Linked DNA regions of Homo sapiens: region 2 is linked to region 1. The links are chromatin contacts, found by Hi-C or POLR2A ChIA-PET in ENCODE. All regions are on one chromosome and are shown on one strand. The core of a region is the stretch at or near the end of the contact, and the rest is flanking DNA. Distances in the headings are between cores, read along the strand shown. Region 1 holds the start of PYCR2 (pyrroline-5-carboxylate reductase 2). Region 2 holds the start of LIN9 (lin-9 DREAM MuvB core complex component).

What was found. A loop is a pair of places that touch in the nucleus more often than their neighbours do. ChIA-PET counts read pairs that join two places held with the same protein, here RNA polymerase II (POLR2A). Pooled maps may share reads with other maps.
Region 2: a loop to region 1 is called in a pooled map, with 5 times the contacts of the local background. The contact joins the promoter of LIN9 here to the promoter of PYCR2 in region 1. A Hi-C loop is called at or near these places in 6 of 50 pooled maps. POLR2A ChIA-PET finds 5 or more read pairs at or near these places in 2 of 52 experiments (Caco-2 and HEK293).

The regions. Positions count from the first base shown.
Region 1 is chr1:225,922,725-225,927,589 of GRCh38, forward strand. PYCR2 (pyrroline-5-carboxylate reductase 2) reads right to left here and starts at 1,526. Exons shown (of 7, transcript NM_013328.4): 1 at 1,320-1,526; 2 at 977-1,047. The coding sequence starts at 1,386. RefSeq lists silencers at 1,123-1,252, 1,563-1,652, 1,793-1,872 and an enhancer at 1,423-2,072.
Region 2 is chr1:226,306,889-226,312,476 of GRCh38, forward strand. It overlaps LIN9 (lin-9 DREAM MuvB core complex component), which reads right to left and starts at 2,276. Exons shown (of 15, transcript NM_001366245.2): 1 at 2,221-2,276. The coding sequence starts at 2,251. RefSeq lists an enhancer at 1,409-2,175 and silencers at 1,729-1,958, 2,379-2,628.

The DNA.
Region 1 (4,865 bases), core at 276-2,775:
TCGTTAAAAGCACAGCTGAGTCAGGCCCTATCCTAACCCTGGCCGCTTGTTCGTGGGGACCGCACAGTCTCCATGTGGTCCAGGGCTAGGCTGGAAGCCATCCATCCCTCTATGACTCCAAACTGAGAAGCAGGACCCTCCAGTGCTAGGGACATCAGCCCACCCTAGGCACAGACACTGCCTGTCACCTGCCTCATCAGCCATCCTCTCCCACAGAGCACAGGTTTTGGGTGAAGACTTGGAATATGTTTTTGGAGAACAGAACAACTAACTCACCAGATTCTTCCCAATATGCTCATTCACGACTCAGAATAACAGCAAAGTGGCCACTGTTGTAAATGAGGAAATAGCCTCAAAGTGGCTGAGTACTTTAAGGTCATACAACTCGTCTATTAAGAAAAATGGCTGAGCGCAGTGGCTCACCCCTGTAATCCCAGCACTTTGGGAGGCCAAGGCGGGCAGATCACTTGAGGCCAGGAGTTCGAGACCAGCCTGGCCAACAGTATTCTCTACCAAAAATACAAAAATTAGCTGCGCGTGGTGGATGCCTGTAATTCCAGCTACTCGGGAGGCTGAGGTGGGAGGCTGAGGTGGGAGGCGGAGGTTACAGTGAGCTGAGATCGCGCCACTGCACTCCAGCTTGGGCGACAGAGTAAGACCCTGTCTGAAAAAAAATTTAAAAAATGAGTATTTATTAGGTACCTACTATGTGCCAGGTGCTTTCATCACATAATCACCTCAGTTAATCCTCTACCACTCCAGTGTCTGGATCTGACCCCCAGTTATGTCTCCCTGGGTGTTCCCACCACATTGAGCTGCCCAAGAGAAGGTGGAAAGATTGTCACGTTCCTGGAGTAAAGGTCACCGCCGGCCAAAGACCAGCACTTGGGCGCAGGGGCCGGCCAGACTCACTTCATCTCAGGTCATCCTTTTCCTGGGCCTCCACCCGCTTCCCACTCCGCCCGGCTCCACCTACCCTGAGCGCGGACACCGTGGGCAGGTTCATTTCTGGGGAGCTGGCTATTATCTTGTGAGCCGACAGGATGCCTGCAGAAGACAGAGCTTTTCAACTAGGGGTCGCGGCCCAGCCCGTTACCACGCTTTCCCTGGCTCTAAAACCCAGAGCCGTCCTAACAGTGCCAGTCTCCCTCTCCCCCTCAACCCTCTACGAGGACAGAAGACGCACTTGCTGCTCAACCAGAGTCTCATCTACCCCACCGGACGCAAACTCCCCTTTCATTCGCTCATGCTGGTGGGACGGAGGCCCCCTCGGGCCTCGGGACCGCCCGCGAAGCCGCCTCCCGCCTCCACGCGCTTGCCTGCGGCCGTGAAGCCCCGCGCCAGAGCATAGGCCAGCTGGCCGGCCCCGATGAAGCCCACGCTCATGGTCCGCGGTTCACGCCTCCTGGGAGCCGCACGAACCCCCTCAGCGAGGGACCGGAAGTAACGCTAGGGGAAGGGCGGACAGCGCAGGGGCGAACGGGCGGCGTGCCGAGGACCGGCGAGCTAACAGCAGCTTCTGGGATGGTGCAACCCTATTCTCCCCCGGCGGATATCTCCCGGGCGGCTGATGGCGCCTTAGGCCACGTGGCCCCGCCCCGTCCGGGCGACCAATCAGTGGCCAGGATCTCGGGGCAGGCCAATCCGCGGCCCGAGCCAGGCCGCGTGCCCGCCTCCTCCGCTCGCGACTGGAGGGCGGAACTCCGGGCTGGAGTCCCGGAAGCCCCTGTGGCAGCTTGGCGTGAGCTCCAGGCGCCCGCCGGCCCAGGACGCCCGGCCGCCCCCACCCCCCCCCCCCACCCCAAGGCTGAGGTCGCCGTCCCTAAGCCACCTCGGGCTCAGGGCTGAGGCCTGGCCCAGGCCTGGCTAATATTATTTCTGGCGCTGGCCATCAGATGCCCCTCAAGGCCCACAGGAATTCTCCAGGTTGCCGATTTGCGGGGATGAACGAGGCCCTCCTGGCGTAGGTTCAGACCAGGTGGCGGCGAGGTTCAGACCAGGTGGCGGCGAGGCGGCACCAGGGTGGTCAGCCGCGGCTTATTCACTTGAACTTGAGTGTTTCTCGCGAATTTGTCCAAACTAGATACAAGAAGGACAAGTTCGAGTCTCCGACTCTTCCGCGATCCCGCACCCCCCAGCCCCTTGCTGTCACTTGCCTTTTTTTTTTTGAGACGGAGTTTCACTCTTGTTGCCCAGGATGGAGTGCAGTGGCACGATCTCGGCTCACTGCAATCTCCGCCTCCCGGGTTCAAGCGATTCTCCTGCCTCAGCCTCCCCAGTAGCTGGGATTACAGGCGCCCGCTACCACGACCGGATAATTTTTGTATTTTTAGTAGAGACGGGGTTTCACCATGTTGTTCAGGCTGGTCTTCAACTCCTGACATCAGGTTATCCGCCCGCCTCGGCCTCCCAAAGTGCTGGGATTATAAGCGTGAGCCACCGCGCCCGACCTGTCTCTTGCTTTTAAAAGCTCCACCAATGTGATGTTTCCTTTTCTATCAGTAGTAAATATAAGGGGCCGCAGGGAACAAATGACAGAAGTAGAGAGGAAGAAGGTGGCGTTCCTAGAGGACTCAGAAGAGCTGAGGACCCTTAGTTCCCATGGTCTCTCTGCTAGCTTTTCTAGTCCTTTCCGTGTAATGCACACCCCCACTCCCAGGCAAGGGGCTGCTTTCTGTGAACTTCCCTGAGCAAGTCCCCAGGCCCTCAGTTTGTGCACCCTTTAAAGTGAGGACCAAATATAATATTTACTATTAAGCAAAATAATGCTATGTTTTATTTATTTATTTATTTATTTATTTATTGAGACAGAGTTTCGCTCTTGTTGCCCAGGCTGGAGTGCAATGGCACGATCTCGGCTCACTGCAACCTCCACCTCCCGGGTTCAAGCGATTCTCCTGCTTCAGCCTCCTGAGTAGCTGGGATTACAGGCATGCGCCACCACGCCCGGCTAATTTTTTGTATTTTTAGTAGAGACAGGGTTTCTCCATGTTGGTCAGGCTGATCTTGAACTCCCGACCTGAGGTGATCTGCCTGTCTCAGCCTCCCAAAGTGCTGGGATTACAGGCGTGAGCCACAGCACCTGGCCTCTGTATTTTTTAAATTCGAAAAGTAATACAGACATATTGAAGAAAGTTTGGAGATAAAAGTAAAAATAAAATCATCCACATCATACTTCCCAAAGATAGTTTCTTACAAACATTTTTGGTGTATTTCCTTACACTATCATGTCCTATGCATATCTACTTTCTCCATCATTGGAAATAAATGATGTACATGTAGTTTTGAAATTTCTCTAGTAGACATGAGCATTTTCCAATGTCACTGAAAAGTTATTTAAGACAGTTTTAATGACTACTTATTATATGTATGTACCTTACTGATTTAACCATTCAAAGGTCAATGTTAGGTTTATTGATTTATATAATAGATAACTTACTGAGCCAGGTTCTGGGAGTATAGCTATGAACAAAACAGACAAGTTCCTGTCCTCATAAAACATCAATTTATTATTATTTCTTATTTTTATTTATTTATTTATTTTTGAGACGGAGTCTTTGTTACCCAGGCTGGAGTGAAGTGGCATGATCTCGGCTCACTGCAACCTCCATCTCCCGGGTTCAAGCGATTCTCCTGTCTCAGCCTTCCGAGTACCTGGGATTACAGGCATGTGTCACCACGCCTGGCCAATTTTTGTATTTTTAGTAGAGATGGGGTTTCACCATGTTGGCCAGGCTGGTCTCCAACTCCTGACCTCAGGTGATCCACCCGCCTCAGCCTCCCAAAGTGCTGGGATCACAGACATGAGCCACCACTCCTGGCCTTCAATTTTTTAAATTTTTGTTCATATTATTGTGATAAAATCTTTGCCTGACTCATTATTTTCTTAACATGACTCCCAGAAGTGAGATTTGTAAGGTCCAGTGGTTTGGGGCTTTAAGAGCTCCCATAGCTGCCATGTTGCAGCATAGCCTAATGGTTACCAGCGTAAAGCTCTGAAACCAGAAACCCAGCAGAAACCAAACTGGCTGAAGGAAAAGGGGGGCTTCTGTACAGCGCTTGGGAGAGGCACAGGGGAGCTCACAGACCAGAAGGGGCACCTACAGAGAGCAGGACCTCAGGAATGGAACTAGAACACTGCGCTGCCAGCACTTCCCCTCTTCTCTTTGTCTCATTTCTGTTTGCCTGCATTTGGCCTCCCTTTTGTTGTAGAGGAGTCTTTGTCAGGTAGTGAGGAAGTTGGGGGTTTACCCTCCTTCACAACTTCCTAATGCTGCCTGCTCCTCTGCAGGATACTCACCCTCCCCATAGTCCACCAGGGCACTGCAGGGCCCTTTGCTTTTCCTGGCTGTGGTCTGTTGTGGGGAGCTCTGGATCTGACCTGCAATACAGGAGGTTGTGCTGAAGCTGAATGTGTGTTTTGGAGTGAGGTGTGGGGGACACTTGTGTCTCACTCCTTTCTGACCCCTTACATACACCCATCCCTTACCTGGTTGCCTTGCGTTGATATCTCCCGTTTCCGCTTCCGGGAGCCAGGGTGAAATGGGAGAACTGCAAAAGCCTAAGAAAGGATGGCCGGGTGCGGTGGCTCACACCTGTAATCCCAGAACTTTGGGAGGCTGAGGCGAATGGACCACCTGAGGTCAGGAGTTCGAGACCAGCCTGGCCAACATGGTGAAACCCCATCTCTACTAAAAATACAAAAAATTAGCCGGATGTGGTGGCGGGCACCTATAATCTCAGCTACTCAGGAGGCTGAGACAGGGGAATTGCTTGAACCTGGGAGGTGGAGATTGCAGTGAGCCAAGATTGTGCCACTGCACTCCAGGCTGAGTGACAGTGTGAGACTCTGTCTAAAAAAAAAA
Region 2 (5,588 bases), core at 1,026-3,525, 380 kb after region 1:
GTGGCACTGTATGACAAAGAAAGAAAGAAAATCCCTGGTTTCAACAAAGCTGAAGTCTACCTAAACAAGACATACGCTTCACAAATACACACCAATGCACCAGAGATGTCACAAAGTAATATAAATGATTAGGTTATATAATTTGAAAGTGGAGCTGGAATTTGAACCCTAATATAAATCCCAAGTCCCTACAAAGAACCACAGTAAATTCTCAATAAATGCTGGATGATATGAAGCAAATATTCCTAATGGCAGTTGTAAGAAAGCCACTTAAAATGCCTCTCATTACAACAGAATGACTACAGTAACCAAAACAGTAGCTCTAGTGATTGTGACATCCAAGAGGTGATAAGACATGTTTATGATAAAGATACCAAGGATGATGAAAAACATTTTCGGATGACAAGTACACTGTGCTTAGTAGGTCCACACTCATTTGGGAGCATTCTAAGTCACAATCAAGACCAGCTGCGGTGGCTCACGCCTGTAATCCCAGCACTTTGGGAGGCCGAGGCGGGTGGATCACCTGAGGTCGGGAGTTCGAGACCAGCCTGACCAACATGGAGAAACCCCCATCTCTACTAAAAATACAAAAAAATTAGGCAGGCGTGGTGGCACATGCCTGTAACCCCAGCTATTCGGGAGGCTGAGGTAGGAGAATCGCTTGAACCTGGGAGGCAGAGGTTGCAATGAGCCGAGATAGTACCATTGCACCCCAGCCTGGGCAATGAGTGAAACTCCATCTCAAAATAAATAAATAAATAAAATAAATCACAATCAATTGTATTCTACAAATAAACAGTACAGCTCATGACTGGTCAATAGCTGTGCCCTACCCAATACAGTGACTACTAGCTACATGTGACTATGCAAGTTAAAATTAAATAAAATTCAAAATTCAGTTCCTCCATCACTCTAGCCACATTTGAAATGTTCCATGGCTACATATGGCTAGTAGCTTGGCTGCCCTACTGGACATCACAAAAGAGAACAGTTCTATCATGGACAAAGTTCCTTGGGGACTTAGTGCTGCTCTCTATCAAATTTAAAACACAAACACTTTTAATACGACTTTTCACCAGCTTGGCAACTTGAATTTTTAACTTTATAACTTACTAAGAACACATGACCTCACAAAGAAAATGGAATCGGTAGTATGTTGAGTCCTCATTTTTAAGTCCATTTGCCTTGTGCATAGATAAGATTCAATAGTAATTGAGCCTTTCACAAATATGTATAAACTGAATAGTGAAAGTGGATTCAGGACTTTTTTTTGTAATTAAATAACATATTTGTCTTTTCATATAATTTATGCAATATTGTAAATTACAAAATTAAGTTCCATTGCCCTTAAACTATGGAATTGGTGCTTTTACTTACTCAACACAAGTGAGCATACATGTCTTAGATGTCAGGGTGAGTAAACATGGTTAGGGGAGGCAATGCCCTAGGGTGGGTGTCAGGCAGGGTACACGTACGCTGTGTTGGTCACATCCATGCATAAAGGTACCTTTATGGCTCTTAAGACACATATAGAATAAAGTCTGCGGGACGGGGTCTACCTGAACACTGAGTATCCGGGCTGGATGATCTCAGGAAAGGTCCACAGCCACCTGTGGTCCCAGGGGAAGGGGCCAACCCTCTGACACGGAAACACTTCCAGGGGTGGACACACCGGTGGGGGGGTGGGGAGGACAGTGAAGATCACAAGTGCCCGTAGAGGCAGGAGCTGTGACAGGACAAGATCAGAGGCTGGGGCAAGAAGAAGGGGCCGTGGACCACCCCGTGCCCAGCCCGAGCCCTCCCCCGGCCCCGGGACAGGCGAGTTACATAACCCCGGCGGGCGTCTCTCGGCGCCGGGCGAGTGGTGCAGGCGGCGAGGACAGCCCCCGCGCCCAGGGGCCGCTCTTCCCTCCACCTCGGCTGGGGGCCGGAGTGGCGCCAGGGGAGCAGCCACCGCCTCCGCCTGGCACAGGCTGGACTCCCGGGCTCTCGGTTTCCGGCCCTGGCGCTCACACAACCCCAGAAACCAACACACAGACACCATAACAAAGGCGGCGACGCGGCGGCAACACCGGAGTGGGAGGACTAGGGGACCACAGTGGGGCTGGCAGTCAGCCCACCTGCCCAGCGGAGGGCACGGCCGTCCGTCCCGGCCGGTGCAACCGCTGGGCAAGCAGCAGGCGGGAAAAGGGGGGGGTGCTTTGAGGTGCTACTCACTCTCGTCAGGCAACTGGTCGAGCTCCGCCATCTTGAACGAGCCGCGCCGCTTTTTCAAAGGCTGCCCGCCGCGGTGCATTGTGGGGCGGAGACTGTCTTTGCGAGGGAGGTTCGAATGCGGAGCTCGCTGCCCGCGGCGCCGCGCTGCGCTGCTCCCGCCGCGGCTGGCTGAGGCGGGCCCGGCTCCGCCCGCGCCTGCCCGGGGAGGAGGTGCCGCCGAAGGGGGGCCGCGCCTCGCCCCTCCGCCGCCGCCTCCGGCCGAGCCGGGCGGGAGGAAGGGAGGAAGGAGGCCGCACGGCGAGGCCCGGCGCCGGAGCGCGGGGGGAGCAGTACCAGCTCCGGAGTCCCGCCCGGGCCCCGCTCCCGGCGCATGTTCCGCGGCCCGCGCTGCAGCTGCGGGAACTGCAGGCTGTTTGTTCCGAGTGGAGAACGGGAGGGAGGCCCCGGCGGGGGGAAAGAAGCCCTCGGTTCTGGGTCGCATTGCCCGAGGGGGCTCTACGCAAAGTGAAATACTCACAGTTCCCGAAACCCACGTTGCTTGGGCGCCTCCGTCCCCTCACTTTTCCCGAGACCGCCGGCCGCAGCAGCCCCCTGCGCGTCGCGACGTCCGGGACTCGGTCCCAGCGGCCCCTCGCGATCCGGGCACGCCTTTCCCGAATGTTGGAAGCTGAGCTGCGTGCAGCCGGGGAGCGAGACCTTGAGAGGTCATGAAGTTGGTCATTTAGGCCGACAGCTAAAGAACTGTTCTGCTCAGCTGTTTCATCCATTCGACACTAGATCGTGCAGTGGGCTGGAAGAGAATTAGAAAACGAGTAACAGGAGGCTTCGAGAGGATACAGAAAGGAACAGTGACACTACAAGGTGATAAAGTACCTGATCCAAATGTTATGAGAATACTGGACGAGAATTGAACGAAATTGAAAGAAGCCCAAGGAAAAATTTCACAATATCTGTCTGTAACACTTTCCAGTAATAAAACACTGTTGCTTTTCAAAAATTCATTTAACGAATGTCATTGAGCTCCAATCCTTTTCTCCAGGAATTTATGGGGGTTGGAGGAATGAGACCGTTAAGCAGTCAAAAGACAACGTGGGTGAATTCCAGGAACTACAAAGTTAAAAGGCGGTAGACTAAGGTGACAGAGTGGTACACAGAGGCCCGCCCAGGCTAAGGAGTTGAACTTGCTTAGTCCACTGGAGCAGTGGAAAAGTCGGGTGTAAGAGGGGCACGTTTCTATTTGTGTTTTAGAACAAAAATATGGGAAATGGATTGGTGGGGGACAAGATGAGAGCCTAGAAACCAGTCAGGAAGAAGCTTATTTGGGGCATGCAAAGGACAGAAGAGAGATGCCTGCACTGGTAGCTAGAGAGGTGCAGCGGGTGGGCTCTGGAGCCCCAGGGCCTCGATGGGAAGAATCCAGATGGGCTGCTAGTTGTATAATCTCAGGCACGTTGGTTTCTTAACCGAATTCTCTGTGCCTCAGTTTCTTATCTGTAAAATGCAAATAACAGGGTTATTTTGAGGGCTAAACGATTTGATAGATGTAAGGACCTTATACTAGCTGCTAGCACCCATCAGCTAGCCACTATTACCACCATTACCACAGCATAGGCAGTATTAGAGAGAGGTGGCAGCATGCACTCCACCTTTCAAGACGTGGAAAATAAAGGATTGGGTGAGTCACTGGGTGTGAGGAGAAGGAAGTCTCATTGCTGATGCCAGCTCTGTGCCTTGGGTAACTGGGTGCTGCCATGCTAAGGTAGGAGGGAGAGCAGGGAGTGAGCAGGGAGGGTGAAAGTTCAATTTTACAAAGTAATCCTTCCTTCAGAGCTAGCTTAACCTCTCCTTTGCCTTCTAAACACACTCTGATCTGCTCCCTAAGAAGATTAAAACACTGGTCCTTGTTGTCAGCACCTAGGGGGTGCTTCAGCAGCTTGCACTTCAGTATCAATTTGGAGATGAGATCAAGAAAAGGTCAGCCCTTTAAGAATGGAAGAATAGAAATTAAAAAAACATGAGAGGTTACCAGAGTGGGAGAAGCAAAAGCTTTGTGAATGTCATGATAGTCAAGGTGTCATTAGACCAAGGCAAACCTGGTTTTATTCTGAGGCAGTTTTCATGTACACGCAACAACACAACTACTGTTTAAATCAATGTTTTTAGGCCCTTGCCTGATAATCTGCATTTTAAACAAAAACTTTGACTCTTCTCATAAATCCAAAGCCTGAAGCTGTATCCTAGCCCCAGATCTAGCGCTTAGCTGTGTGATCGAAGCCAAGGCACACCTAACTCTTCAATAAGTTTCGTTATTGAATATTTATGACAGGTTTTACAATGATTGGCTTACTTGATTCTCCCAACAACCTGGTAATTTGTCCAAAGACAATGGCAAGCAAGTGCTAGAATCAGGAATCTAGCCCACTTTTCGGTGCCTCAGTGACTCCCTCTGTGATGGGAGGATTACACGTATGTCTTTGTCCATTTGTGCTGCTATAACAAAACATCTGAGACTGGGTAATTTATAGACAACAAGAATTTTTTTTTTTTTTTTTGAGATGGAGTTTTGCTCTTGTCACCCACGCTGGAGTACAATGGTGTGATCTCGGCTCACTGCAACCTCTGCCTCCTGGGTTCAAGCGATTCTCCTGCCTCTGCCTCCAGAGTAGCTGGGATTACAGGTGCCTGCCACCACTCCTGGCTAATTTTTGTGTTCTTAGTAGAGACAGGGTTTCACCAGTTTGGCCAGGCTGGTCTTGAACTCCTGATCTCAAGTGATCTACCTGCCTCAGCCTCCCAAAGTGCTGGGATTACAGGCATGAGCCACCGTGCCCAGCCGACAACAAGAATTTATTTCTCACAGTTTCAAACGCTGGGAAGTCCAAGATCAAGGTGCCAATGTTGGTGTCTGGTGAGGGCAGCTCTCTGTTTCCAAGATGGTGGCTCGTTGCTCCATCCTCTGGAGGGGATGCATGCTGTGTCCTCACATGGTAGAAGGGACAGAAAGGCAAGAGAACACCTCCTTCAGTCTTGAGCCCTTTCATAAGGGTGCTAACCCCATTCACGAGAGCAGAACCCTCATGACTTAATCACCTCCCAGAGGCCACACCACTTAATACTGTTGCATTGGGGATTATGTTACAACTGAATTTTGGAGGGAATACCATCATTCAAACCATAGCAACATGCAACACAGGGGTATTAAGTTTCCTGCAATCACTTATTCCAATTTAAAATGACATGACTGTGTGTGGTGTTTGCTTTTTAAAAAAAACAAACCACGGTGTGGATAAGGTCATTAAGTCATGAAAAACCTAAATAAAAATACACCATAAGAAACATCTCATGTACCATCATAAATATATCCACCT